2 separate regions of the Homo sapiens genome follow, and region 2 is linked to region 1. A link is a contact called in ENCODE Hi-C or POLR2A ChIA-PET data. All regions are on one chromosome and are shown on one strand. The core of a region is the stretch at or near the end of the contact, and the rest is flanking DNA. Distances in the headings are between cores, read along the strand shown. Region 1 has its middle 130 kb from the start of CHST15. Region 2 overlaps CHST15 (carbohydrate sulfotransferase 15).

What was found. A loop is a pair of places that touch in the nucleus more often than their neighbours do. ChIA-PET counts read pairs that join two places held with the same protein, here RNA polymerase II (POLR2A). Pooled maps may share reads with other maps.
Region 2: a loop to region 1 is called in a map with no recorded cell type, with 7 times the contacts of the local background. The contact joins two enhancer-like sites. A Hi-C loop is called at or near these places in 5 of 37 single-sample maps with no recorded cell type and 4 of 50 pooled maps. POLR2A ChIA-PET finds 5 or more read pairs at or near these places in 1 of 52 experiments (activated CD4-positive, alpha-beta T cell).

What each region holds. Positions count from the first base shown.
Region 1 is chr10:124,218,355-124,225,247 of GRCh38, forward strand. No RefSeq gene overlaps it. Among named protein-coding and RNA genes, the nearest start is that of CHST15, 130 kb to the left of the region's middle. RefSeq lists enhancers at 3,129-3,228, 3,239-3,418. Within about 2 kb of position 2,702, at least 6 of the 41 ENCODE cell types and tissues checked have a DNase peak (open chromatin) inside an H3K27ac peak, as active enhancers do.
Region 2 is chr10:124,063,135-124,069,928 of GRCh38, forward strand. The region is part of intron 1 of CHST15 (carbohydrate sulfotransferase 15); the gene reads right to left. Among named protein-coding and RNA genes, the nearest start is that of CHST15, 27 kb to the right of the region's middle. Within about 2 kb of position 4,402, at least 2 of the 41 ENCODE cell types and tissues checked have a DNase peak (open chromatin) inside an H3K27ac peak, as active enhancers do.

The DNA.
Region 1 (6,893 bases), core at 1,452-3,951:
TCTTTTTGTTTTATTACAATAGAATTTTCTTGGATTTCCAAATATAAGATCATGTTTCAGTGTTAACTGACTGGTTCATGGAACACCTGTCCCAGCTCCCTGACTCCCAGGTCCCAACACACATTTGAGCTGCACATCGCCACCCAGAGGCTAACTCGCTGCCATGAGCAGGTGGCCCAGAATGTGATGCGGCCCCCACAGACCTGTGCAATGCTGCATGGAATGCCGGAGGGCCAGGGGCAGGCTCAGCCTTGCTGAGGAGCCCACACTGTTTCTAATACATGTCTCAGCCAGAACCAGCGCCCAGCATGCCACAGAAGGCGCCTTTCTGAACTCGTAAAAAACAGTCTGACATGCGCTGGCTGAAGGCGCCAAAAGAAATGGGTGCCAGCCCATTTCCGAGGATTTGGCTTCCAATATGCATCCGAGACACAGACACAGCATGTGGAGTGGTGTCTGAGCACCACGCCAGGCCCACAGGGAGCCAGGAAGCGCCCACCCCACAGGGCTGCCTACCTGCCACCCACCACTGCAGCGGGCTTGCAGACTGCATGGTCAGCCTGCTTCTCCCCGCATTCTGACCCCTCTCAGCTTCCTTGACTCAAGGATTCTTCCTCTGGGGGCCAATCTCACATCTCTACCTCCTTGACTGACCTCTGAGAGCAATGAGACCATCCAAGCCACGTTGAGCCTCCTTTCCCAGGACCAACGTTCAGAATCGAACGGTAAGGAGCTAGCAGTGTCCACTGCGATCGGGGGCAATGCGCTATGCCAGCGTGAGCTCTGCTGTCCTCACAACAGTCACAATCACCAGTTGTGATTGCACCTGTTTTCAGAAATGCCAACTGAAGCTTAGTGAGATTTCAGAAGTCTGTCCCGAATGCCCCCCGCACCAGCCCCAGCACGCCGTCTTGAACATGGGGAGCATGCAATAGACATCTGAGGAAGGAATGTCAAGTGGACCCCTGGTGTGTCTACCCCGAGCAGAAGCAGCTGCAAGAAGAGGAGAAGGGGGTCTTCCCAGACATGCAGGGACATCAGAACAACATGTGAGCCAGGCAGGTGCCACAGCCCTGAGAGCATAGAGCTGGGGGATATTCAGGAGGAGGTGTTTGGTTGCAAATGAAAAAAACCCAAATCAGTTACCTCGGCCAAAAAGGGGGGCCCTTCATAAGCTACTATAAAGGGCGGCCTAGGGAGTGCATCCCAGGCACTGCTGGATCCAGGGTCTGAAGTGACTGATGCCCGGAGCCACCCTTCTGTCTGTTGATGCCTCATTCTCTGCTCCTTGACCCTCCTACGGGGACAGGCTCTGTTCCTGTACCAGGAACTTGCTGGCCTGTGGGCCCTTAGTCTCATCTTCCATCCCACGTACCTAGTCACAACACACCGCCCCATTGGTGCCGGCTAGTATGCCCTGAACCAGAACAGGGGGAGGAGGGCAGTCTTTGACCAGGATGGTGCCATGCGATGATCCTGTGGCCAAGTGGGCACTTTGACCTTTGCTCCCTCCTCCTGCATCCTTCCAGTCAGTGGCCACCCAATTTCTGCCCAGGGACCCTTCTGTCCTCCTCCCTGTCCCCCTCTGGGACGCCTGCTCCTTCTCTCTGCCCCTCCTCCACTCTTTCTCCCCCGCCATCTCCCTGCCTTACAGAAATTGCTATTTCCTTATGCATCAACTCAAACAACACCAATTATGACTTCACCCAGGAAAACAGTACTGGATGGAACCCGTGGCCGCTCGTGATGGTAGAAGCTGCGATTAGTAGTTTGATATGGACGAAAAGTGATTTAAGAAGCAAATCTCTGCTGTAAGATTCTAAATGCAAAAAAAAAAAAAATTGATCCCTATGAAAATAATTTCAGCAAAATGGAAATGGAAACATCAGGAATGGCTTAACTGCGCTGTATAGAAAATTGATAGAGGGATTACATCAGCTTAATGGGGTCCCCGCTGGAATTCTGATACTTTCTAGATGAAAACTCATCACTGTTGGGTAATTCTGGTTAAAATGCTGACATTCAAAATGACTTTGGGGTCAAAATATCCACAGAAGCAAAAGAGTTAGGTCAAATGTCCCAATCTCTGACCAAGGAGTTAAGGTTTTATACTTAGTAGCCCCAACAGAAGTAGGGGATGAGATGAAGCAGTGTCCCTAAAGACAAAGTGGAGGAGGTGGGAATAATTCCAGAAAAACAGTGGAGAGAAGGAGCTGGATTACAGACACAAATGCTGAGCTTCCCGCCTGACTCCCTGCTGAGGCATGGGTGCCTCTCGGTCCCTGCAGGCTCGATCCCTGCAGATCTCTGCAGATCGTATCCATGATGGGGAAGGCCCCCTTCCGCCCTCTGCCAGCCCTGCACCCAGCTTCTGCAGCCCAGGGGCTCCCACCTACCACGTGGTGGCCTGAAGCCCCCACCAAAGTCCCAGCAGCCTCATGCCAAACTGACTTCTGTGAGTCCCAAACACAAACAGAAAGCAAAAGTGCTTAGCAAGTGCTATTTTTTCTAAATGACATTTATTGTTTTTGTTTTTCTAACCACAATATAGTGTAGTCTGAGGCAGAAGCTTTGGAAGAGGCAGAAAAGAGAAGGAAAAGTATCCACTCCAGCCCCCTGCTCATGGAGGAGCGCCGCTGACCACGTGGAGCCTGGCACCTGCGCATCTGGAAGGAAGGGCAGGCCCCGGAACCTGCGGTCATAATCGTGCCTGTGGGAGAGCCCAGCCAAGGAGAGGGCTCCCTTCCAGCTCCTTGCCAGGACACACAGCCCTAAGTGTGTCCTGGGCTGCTCAGAGCTGCCATTCCCACCTGTGACGTAGGGGCCACATGCTGGCTTCAGGAGGGCGGTGAAGACCTGGGGCTGCGGAGACGAATGGAGCCCCCCACAGTGGTTCTCCAGCATAACCTTCTGAGCTTCATTCTCCCCATGGGGAAAATCAGAGTAACCATCCCACAGGGCTGCTGGGAGGTGAAATGAGCGATTTCCAGGCCTGTGTTTGTGTCCTCCTGGCAAGCACCCTATCAGGCCAGGATGCTTGTCATTTCCACTTTACAGATAAAGGAAATGAGGCCGGGGGCATAAGTTATCCCTGACCAAGACCTCACGGCTAGGAAGTAATAGGACTGGGACTCACACCTCAGCTTGTGAGAGCCTGGAGCTCTCTTAACCATGTGGCTACCCAGTGGGAGGGAGAGGAGGAGGCTTCCCTCACTGAGGAGAGAGGAACCACATGGCCCTATCACCAACCAAGTCACTCTCTGGGGACCATGGCATTCCCTCTCGAGGAGCCCCCAAAGTCAGCAGCGCTTCATTCATCCTTCCATACATTCTAACTTCCAAGTCTCCAGAAAGAACGAGATGAGTCATTTCTGACCAGGGAAACCTAACAGTTAAAAAGGGGCCTGTTTCTCTTCCAGTTTCCAGGTGCGAGGGTCAGAGGATGTGGTCAGAAAGGACTTTTTTAAAAAGTATTCTACGTGTCACTGGTTACCGCACACTGCCAGGGCTGCACGTTGAGTCGGATGTCCACACCTACATGGTCCCCTAGGACTCCTCCCAAAACACAAGGGGCCCCTGGGCCCCTGGCCAGAGCCCCCCGTCGCCCAGCCCCTCACTCCCCAGGCTGCACAAACATTTGTCTTTCCAAATCAGGAAGCTGCCCTCCGCCGCCTTTCAGAAGCAAAGTAAAAACAGCTGCTATTTTTGAAAGGGTATTTTTGTAAAACAATCTCTGGTTTCCTTCAGGAATTTCAACCCCAGAGCCCCCTTGGTGATGTGGTTTCTGTAGGAGTGAACATACATCCGACCGCGCAGGCAGGGGGACTGCCGCTCGCTGTCCCCTCCACCTCTCCGCCGAGGCATGCCCGGTGTCCAGCAACCCTCACAGCCCCAGTCATCCACTCAAGTCCATTTTCACCAGCATCTCTTAGCCCCTGCTTTCTGTCAGAAGATGCAGGGACTCCAAGATACAGAGAAGTGGGTCTCTGCCCCTCAGGGGCTCACAGCCCAGGACAGACACACAGATCAGCATCTGCGATGCACCGCGGTCTCTTGTATATTTCATGCAGCCTCTCACGCCTTGTCTGTCGGGGTCCCTGCACACTGGGCACCACAACCAAGCCTTGAGGAGGAGTTGGCCCAGTTCCAGCAGCCCTCAGGCTGCTCACAGTCCAGTGGGGAGGCCTGAGCGTAGGGCCAGGTGGCCCAGGGAAGGGGGGGATTCACAGATTCACCCTGTGTAGGGCCCAAAGGGAAGCCTCATGGGGTCAGGGTATTTGCATGAATGGACGCAGCTGAGTTCACCAGGCGTCCAGGCAAGGAAACAGCAGGACAGAAAACATCAAGAGCTCTGGGCAGTTTAGCTTGTCTGGGAGTGGGGGCAGTGGGCCCAAGGCGTGTTGGTGGGAATTACCGAGGACGCCATTTGAAAAGGGTAAGTATTGCCCTCCCTCCCACTGCTGGAGGCGCTTGGAGGCTTCCACCTTGAGCTCCGTAGTCAGGAGACCTCAGCATCTTGTGAGGCATGAGCTGTAACAGGGAGTGTGTTCAGGGCGCCGCCCCCCAAGCCCCAGGCAGCCAGGATTTGCCCATTTTCAGAGCTTCATCATAGCAACTCCTAAACATACTGAGTGCTTAATTTATGCAAAGCACTGTTCCAAGCTCATAAGTCACAGAGCTGGGATTCAAGCCCAGGGAGCCCATTACCTGAGCCTGTATCAATAACCCAGGCAGGCCTTGCAGGGGGTTCAGGGAGCTCCTGAGAGTGACTTTCAGGCAGCTCGCTGTCCTGGCCAGAGCTAGTCCATCCCATCCCAGCCTCGGATGAAGAGCAAACCCTGAGGCAAGAGAGGATTGGGGGAGATTGACGACGATGCAGCTGGCTGCCAGCAACATCCCTGGCACCTAACATGCATTAAAGCTCATTATGTGCCAGGTTTCGTGCGAAACCTTGTAACTGCATTAGCACATTTATCCCTCAATCCTATGAGGTGAGAACCACTTTATCCCCATTTTACAGTGGAGGGAACGGAAGCCAAAAGCAATTAGGTTTCCTGCCTGGAGTCACAAAGCAGTCAAGGCTGGGCCAGGAGTCCAACCCAGGTGGTGTGACAGGCAGTCCGGACACTCTCCCGGCCACTTGGGCATCCTTGCACAGCTGAAGAGCCTGGACAGTAAGGGGAGGTACCACGCAAGGGCAGTGATGACAGGGCACAGCATAACCCTGCACCCCCTTACCCAGGCCTCTTTATAGATGCCCAGATTTGGGGCAGAACTGCCTGGCTGACTTTCCTGCATCAGTGACATTTGACACCTGACCTGGGAGGTTTTGAAGTGAGGAAAACTGATGACACATTTCTGCACATTCCCACTGTTCAATGCCAGCCGAGAACACTCTTGAGAAGTACAAGGGGTTTGGCTAAATCTCCTGCCTGGAATGGGACAAGAGCAGGTAAGAGGCAGCCCCCCTGTACACAGAAGCATCGGCAGGCAGGGTCATACGCATTCCCAGCAGGTTGTGCAGAGGTAGGCTCCTGGGTCAGCGGGAGGAACCCAAACACTGGTGATGACAAGGGCATGCCCAGGCCTTCCTGTGCACTTCCGAGAGCCAGGGCCTGGAGATGGGAACATGTAAGCCAGGCCATGAAGCACTGAGAAGTCTGTTTAACTAAAGTGGGCAGGGATGCTCAAGGACCCACCAGGAGATGGAAGGGGCTGCGGTCAAAGGCCCTGACGCTGGAGGTTTTCAGTCTCACCCCCTCCTTTCTGGCAGTAGAGGAATTCTGAGTGTTTCCCATCTCTTCCACCTCCTCATTTGCTGCTGTTTTCCAACCCTTACTTTAAATTCCCCACCAACATACACATGCACACACAAACACACAGCTTCTAGAGCCCCATCTCCATATATCAAGTGAAAAGAGTGATTTTCATGGGTAAACCTTGTTTCCCAAGGATGCAGCCTGGCCCTTGGTCAATGTGAGGGGAACTTAACCAGCTCCTCCAAGACTGAGATTTGGCTTCGAGTTCAGCATGGAGCCGGGACCCCCAGGGCTGGTCAGTGAAAGTGAGTGGAGCTGAATACCAACAGGGCTGGGGTGGAGTGGGTCCAGGGCCCACGCCACAGCCCTGGCTCTTTCCACGCTGCGGTGGCCACCTCAGCCCCAGCCTGTGTCTGGGATGCTGTCGAAGTAGCGAAGTGCTTCATGCACCAGCATCAGGTGGCCGTGATCAGGCTATGGGTTTAACGCAGCATGAAGATGGGTGGGGAATGGGATCACCTCTCTCTGCCTGCATCCCCCAGACCCTGGAGTCTGCTCCACAGAAGGCAGAAGCTGAGTGAGTGAGCTGGGAGGCCCGGGAAGCATATCTCCAGTGCCATTCCCAGTCTGGGCACCAGCCTCCTCTGCGCCCTGCGGGCTACGGGCCAGCCCCTGGGCTCCAGCCTCCCACGTACGATGCCTATTTGGAAGTGAACCAGGATAGAATTTCTAAGGGTTGAGCCACCTTCCTGGGATCACTTGCTGAGTCAGATGCTGCCAGAACCACAGAATGTCCCCAAAATTCACAAGACACCCATATCCTTTCTCAGGGCACCGGCTCATTTATGTGCAGGCTGAAGCTATTTGGTTTGTTCTAAAAAGCGTGGCACCAGCAGCTTCAGTTAAAGAGATCGCAAACTTTGCAGACACAAACAACTTGAAAAATAGGTCAAATCCTGTTTTGTACATTCACAGGGCTGCCTTTTCCAGCGTTTCTCCCTAAAATCAAATCAGCAGTGTATGTAAATGAGTTGAGAGAATTCATTACGTTAATTTATCTAATTTTGGAGGCAAACCTGAAACAAACAGCGCCTCACTTTCTAACACTCAGGCCCTCATAGAATATTGATTCCT
Region 2 (6,794 bases), core at 3,152-5,651, 150 kb before region 1:
CACTTTAGGAGGCCGAGGCGGGTGGATCACCTGAGATCAGCAGTTTGAGACCAGCCTGACCAACATGGTGAAACCCCATCTCTACTAAAAATACAAAAATTAGCCGGGCGTGGTGGCAGGCACCTGTAATCCCAGCTACTCGGGAGGCCGAGGCAGGAGAATCGCTTGAACTCAGGAGGTGGAGGTTGCAGTGAGCTGAGATCGCACCACTGCACTCCAGCCTGGGGGGACAGAGTGACACTCCGTCTCAAAAAAAAAAGGTCATTTCAGACCCTCCTTCTCCTTGTCAATTTCCTCTAGCTTTTTAGATAACAGACCTAGTTTCTGATAACTCCACTCAGATCTAGAATCTAGATTTCCAACCTCTGTAAAATAGGTCAAACAAGTATTTATTTATAGACCTATCACCCAAGACACTGAACTTGGATATGCCCAGTCCATCAAAAATGAATCTTTTTCTTTTCTCTTTTCCATTAGAGACAACCTAAAAGTGTTGATGGGGCATGGCTCGAAAAAAAAAATCTCACTAAGTTTCAGTATTCAGAGCTGGAAAAGTGAACATTCAATAAATATTATAACAAAGGCATGTTCCCCCAGAATACCCACATCTCTCCGGAGCACAGCGAAGACCTTGCTTAAACCACCGCTGTCTTGCTCATCCTGTCAAGAAGCAGGGGCAGCTGCCAGCTCTGGAAGGAAAGCCTTCTTTTGCAGAGAGGTAGAGTAGAGAGGGGAAGGGAGAAGTGAGAGTCAGCAATACAGCGTATGAATCAGACAGCTGAGCTTCCAGCGTTGTTTTGTGTCCTCAGTGCTATGTAAACATGATAATAAAAAAAACTTGTTCAAAAAATAATAAGTGGATCTTGGCTGAGGCACAGTCATCTCCCACAAAGCAAACGATCTATGGTATGAGAAATTAGTAACCTCTCTGAATTAATCACAGAAGAGTGGAATCTTTCTCATAAGATCTGGAAAGAATTCAGGCCTCATTATGAAGGCCAGGACTTTCTTGCAGATAGCAGATTTCCTCCTGGGCTAAAACGAAATCTCAAAAAAAAAAATAGACTTACGAAAAGTCATTGTAGCTGACTGGTTCAAGCTGACTGGTACAATCAAGACCTGCTCTGGTTTCTGTTTCGGAAAAGTAAATATTTGATCAAAGCACACAGTTTTCAGACCTGAAGTCATTTCAGATTAAGTAAGAATTTCGCTTGATGCAGTCAAAGTGCCTGTGTGATGGCCTCCCCATCCCCAAGGCCTTCCCCATCCTTGCAAAGGTACAGCAGTGGCCACGGAGCAGAACGCAAGCCCCTGACTGGGAGTCCATGGGGATTCAGGGTGCGCAGCGTAGGCACAGCCCTGGCGCTGTGGGGCTTGCGGCCCGGGAGACACCACGAGATCATGAAACAACCATACCCACTCTGTGACTTTGGGCAGGTCCCCCAAGCCCTGAGCCCCTCTTCGTTGCTGGGCTGTACCTGGGAACATTCAATCCCCCTTGCAGCACTGCATCCCCCCAACCCCACCCCCGAGCCCCCACTCCTGCTGGCGGCCTTTATCTCGCTGTCTCTGTGTGTCCATCTCTGCCTCTCCCAGCCTCCTTAGCCAGATCCCATTTTCCCCAACACCACTGGCCCTGCTAGATGCATTCGCTCTTGCTCACCCTTCAGATCTCAGGCAAGGACCCCTTCCCTGAAACCCCAGACCACACTGGCCCTGCCCTGATCCTCCAACCCTTCCCACTTCCGTTTTTTGTGTGTGCTTGTCTGACTAGCATCCGCCTTAACCAGCTGACAGTCCTATCAGCTCTGTGAAGGCAAAAGAGTCTCTTCTTTTGTTCGCTTTTACAAAAAAAAGTCCTGAAGAAAATTCTAAAGGTAGGCAGGCAACACACATAAAAACATAGCCCAGTCATAAAGACAGAATGCCCAATACATGTTGGGGGCGGGGGTTAAATTTAAAATTTGGGCTGAGCGCGGTGGCTCTTGCCTGTAATTCCAACATGTTGGGAGGCCGAGGTGGGAGGATGGCTTGAGCCCAGGAGTTCAAGACCAGCCTGGGCAACAAGGCAAAACCCCATCTCTACAAAAAATTTAAAAATTAGCCAGGCATAGTGGTGGTGCCTACAGTCCCAGCTACTTGGGAGGCTGAGGTCGGGGGATCTCTTGAACCAGGAGATCCAGGCTGCAGTGAGCCATGATCATGCCACTTACACTGCAGCCTGGGTGACAGAGCAAGACCGTATCTCAAAAAGAAGAAAAAAAGTAAATAAGTAATAAAACTTGGTAGGTTTTACAATTCTGCCTCTAGGCTTAGTCTCTATGTCACTGAAAACCTGTTTCTCCATGACTTTCAGGCAAATTGTTGTCACCCAACCCTGCTGTGGGACTGCTGGGGGTTGGCCCCAGGCTTCACTGGCCCTGGGGTTCCCGACACCCACAGAGAGCTACTCCCTGCCCCTCCCCCGCCAGTCCTGCTGGGAGCAGACACAAGGGTGATTCTGCGGGCCCCATTACGGCAGCTCATTCCCACCAACCTCAAGAGCCCCTTCCTGCCTCTTCCAAATTAGCTTTCACCCTTAACAAAACATGCCAAAATGATATGTCTCAGTAAATTATATGATTCTTACCTGTGGCCAGAAGTCTTGTTTTTTCCGTTTTGTTTTGTTTTGACCCATTCTCAGTTTCGTATAACCCTTTCAGGCAAATTTCTGCACCCAGAAGATATAATTTTTCAGCACATGCCGCAAAATCCCAGGTACTGAGCTCAGGACAAAAAAGAAGGGGGAAAAAAATCCCTCCTCCCTTTTGGATCATTTGCATTCCTTTCCCGTAAAGGAAACTTGGAAACGTTTCAAAAGCATCGAGTATTCGGAATCAACTAAAAACCCGAATTCTTCTGTCTTTTTGTCTTTTTTTTCTTATTTGGTCCCCTCAGTCACTTTTTCCCCTCTTCTACCCTTCAGAAAAGGCAAAATACCAGTTACCTATCTAATAAAATGAGTGCCTCCATTTAATCAATTTGAGAGATTCACTGGGTTTTATGGGAGGACTAGATTTGGGGGTTTAAAACATTATTCCTCAAGTTACAGAGTGTTGGGCTAGGAGAGCTTTGAGCGTCGACCAGCTAGGGGAAGGGGGAGGAGGCTGAAATGGAAAGAAAGAGACGGATGTTTCTCAAACTTCTTTAGCTAACACACTGCGAGTCTGGGACTCGAACCCAGGGCTGTCTCTCTCCACCACCGCCAAGACGTGTTCTGTCACTGCTTCTGCATCTATTTCTGGGACTGACCCACACCTCCTCTTATGTAACTGGCTGGGGGAAAGAAAAAAAAAAACGAGTTTACACGGTCACAAAGCAATTTGCAATTATCTTCTTTCTAAATATTCATAAGCTGGGATTATTTTCCCCTTTGGATGACAACACAGTCGATGACATCGCTGGAAAGTCTTTGGTTGACTTAGTTTTTCTGAGGTTTTCACACCCAAAACCTTGAGCAAAAATGAAGGATGATGAACAAATCCCAAAGGTGCTTTTCCTTAGAAATGGCCAAAAGCGTTCACCTTACAATTTAAGCAAGAGGTGGAGACCTTTCATCTTAGGATGGGGGCACCCCACCTGGGCTGCCATGCACCTCCCTCCTGGGGAGGTGGGCTCCAGCCCAGCCACAGCTCATTTCCTGGGCTGCGTCTCCCTGTTCCCCTGAGCAACCAAGCCCAACCCAGCCACAGCTTTCTGAGATGAAGCCAGCACTTTTGGTGACAGCACATGCCTTGGGCTTAGCCTCCTCCTTTTGTCCCATTCTTCCTATCCCCACTAGGACCTGAGCCACCCGCAAGGCGCTCTGCAGCTGGGGCAGAGGGGCCATTTGCACATTCCAGAGTAACTGGCTGCACTTAGCACTGTGCCGGGCATGCAGCCCCATCTGAGTGACAAGACAGTCGCACCCCAGACTCCACATCCTGCACTTAGTGCTGGGAACACCAGGACTTCTGCAAGTGGCAGACTTCCAAACTCCCTTAAAAATCTCTTTGGGGATCACAAAGAAGAGATTAGGAACATTTTTCAGAGCATGAAGCCCAGATATTTATCGTCCATGGATATTTTCTGGCCAGTGATCACATTCACATCATTCGTGGAAATCTCTGGCATCTACTGCACTTATTCAGACCAATTTGCTCAGTAATCAGTGCAGGTGCACTTCTGTCCTGCTTCCTAAGATATGCAATCCAGTTGGGCATGGAAGCCGCTAGAACAGAAGCTCAGATCCAAACTGAGGCACTTGAGAGATCACACTGTCGGAACCTCTCATCTCCCAGATAAGGACCAGGAGCAGGCCATCTGCCCCAAACCAAGGCTGACTTTCAAGCCTGATAAACAGGGAAGTTGGAGACTTCTTCTGCATGTTGGGCAATTAAGCTTATAAGTGGAAGTCTGCGCCCTCAACTACTTTCAGAAACAGATTTAGAAACAGATGGTTTTTGTGTTTTTGGTTTTTTTGAGACGGAGTGTTGCTCTGTCACCCAGCCTGGAGTGTAGTGGCATGATCTCAGCTCACTGCAACCTCCGCCTCCTGGGTTCAAGCGATTCTCCTGCCTCAGCCTCCCAAATAGCTGGGATTACAGGCGACCACCACCATGCCCCGCTAATTTTTGTATTTTTAGTAGAGACGGGGTTTCACCATGTTGGCCAGGCTGGTCTCGAACACCTGATCTCGTGATCCGCTGGCCTCGGCCTCCCAGAGTGCTGGGATTACAGGCGGGAGCCACTGCGCCTGGCCTAGAAACAGAAGTGAGTATCATTTCCCCCAAGGAGAGTTGGGTTTTCAAGTTTCATTAAAGGTTGTGTCTGCGGGTGCAAAGTGAAAATGATACATTGAGGCAATTATCCAGATACGTAATGTCAAACTACCAGAAACTTTGCCTTAATTAGTGAAATAACTGAAGCAAAAAATGAGTATATGCCTAATTCCCGGAATAGCTGGCTCGAGCTCTCACCTGCTCGGGGGGTCAGAGGCAGAGCCAAGGGGATGGTGAAGTCAGTCCCCACGCTGCAGTGGTTTACATGCTGACCACTCGGGAGCAGAGTGGCAGTTACCAGGACATGGGTTATCTAGACAGCTGGAGTTCTCATCCTGGCTCCACGGCCTGACACTTAGCCCACCTCAGTTCCTTATCTGAAAAATGGGGATGATGTGACAATATGTAGTCTAATGGAGCCACAGGGAAGACTGAGATAATCCATGGGAAGCACCAAGCAAGGACAGGGCACCTGGGAAGTTCAGGAATCGTTGGCAGTGCTCCTCATCATGGTAACCATCACTGTCACTGTTATTCCTGTTTCCACCTGCTCTTTGGCTTTTTAGCTGATGGGCCGGGTACATGTCCAGTCTGGTCTGTGTCACACACTTCCACATTTTATTCCAGCGTCTCCTAGAGGGCTGGCTTGCTGAAATGCATCCGAAATGAATTACTTTGCTGTCTGTTGCAATAACTAGTCCTTCATATTCAAATCCAGAAAAAGATCAAAACACATATATTTTAATGTCTTCTAAGTCCGTTGTGAAAAGCATCACTATGCTCTTATTAAAAATTCTGCTTTCATCACCTGCCTTAATATCCCTGTTCTTGAATTAAAAAAAGAAGTCAGAAAGACAGAGGAAAATAGTGATTTTTAAAGTAAGACCTTATCTTGTGAATAACTGTAAAATGTTCTATTTTAATAAGAAACACAAATTTTCAAACAATAAAAAGGGGATCATTTTTACTTTAGAATGTTCCACCTTATGGTATTTTGGGCCCTAAGTATACAAAGAAAGCATACAAGGAGATAATCGAAGCTAGAAAGTATCAGAACATGCTTTAGCATGTCTCTGTCTGGGCTAAGCTGGGGTCAGATGTGAATCAGACAGGACTAGGCAGGATGAGAATGGCCTCTCAGGTGAAAAGGACAGTCCCTTGTCTCTGCACAGACATCCATCGGCTTAGCATCCCTCCCCAGAGGCCTCTCCCAAGGAGGCAGGTCTGTGCTGCTAGGCAAAGTTGCAAACTCCCACAGATCAACATCCCGTTTGAGTTCCTACATCCTGTAGTCCTCCTGAATATAGAGAGGATGGGTTCAACTGACTTCTGCAGGCTCAGCTCTAGTACAAATCAGTGCCATACAGATAATAAATATAGCCAGGAAATTCAAGAGTCTTGCAAAGTTCAAGTTAGTCCCTGTTGTTTGGGGGACCCCCCCCCCAACTATTGGTGATATGGCACAGATGGAAATGGGGCAGAGGCACCATGAACAGAGTAACATTGCAAGAATCATCGGGGCCAGGCTCGGGGAATTTGGGACGGGGAGTCCAGGGTCTCTGGCAAGTCTCTGAGTCATCAAGATGAGTGAGCCTCAAAGGCAACACAGGGGAGAACCATGAACAAGCAGTGACACGTGCAGGGCCCGTGGCCTGGGGAAGGCTGAACAGGGATGGACAGTTTACGGTTTCACAGTTTTAAAAATTTGAGTCACTGACTTTAAACAGGTGAGGCAGAGCAGGGGACCCAGAAAACAGGAACAGTGCTCCTCCATGAGCCCCTGCCATAGGACACCTGGGCAGAGGCCAGCCTGAGCCTGGACCTTCCCAGTCAGCCAGCTCATCCCTCGAGGAAGGACGCAGATTTTTCTCTCATTGCCTGCCTTTAACAGTTCTGCGCTCCAGGCCTGACCAAACCAGATTTATCCATTAGGTTCCATGACATGTGGAATATACTGAGGGCAAAGAAGTCACCCCAAGATGGGAGTTCCCCTGA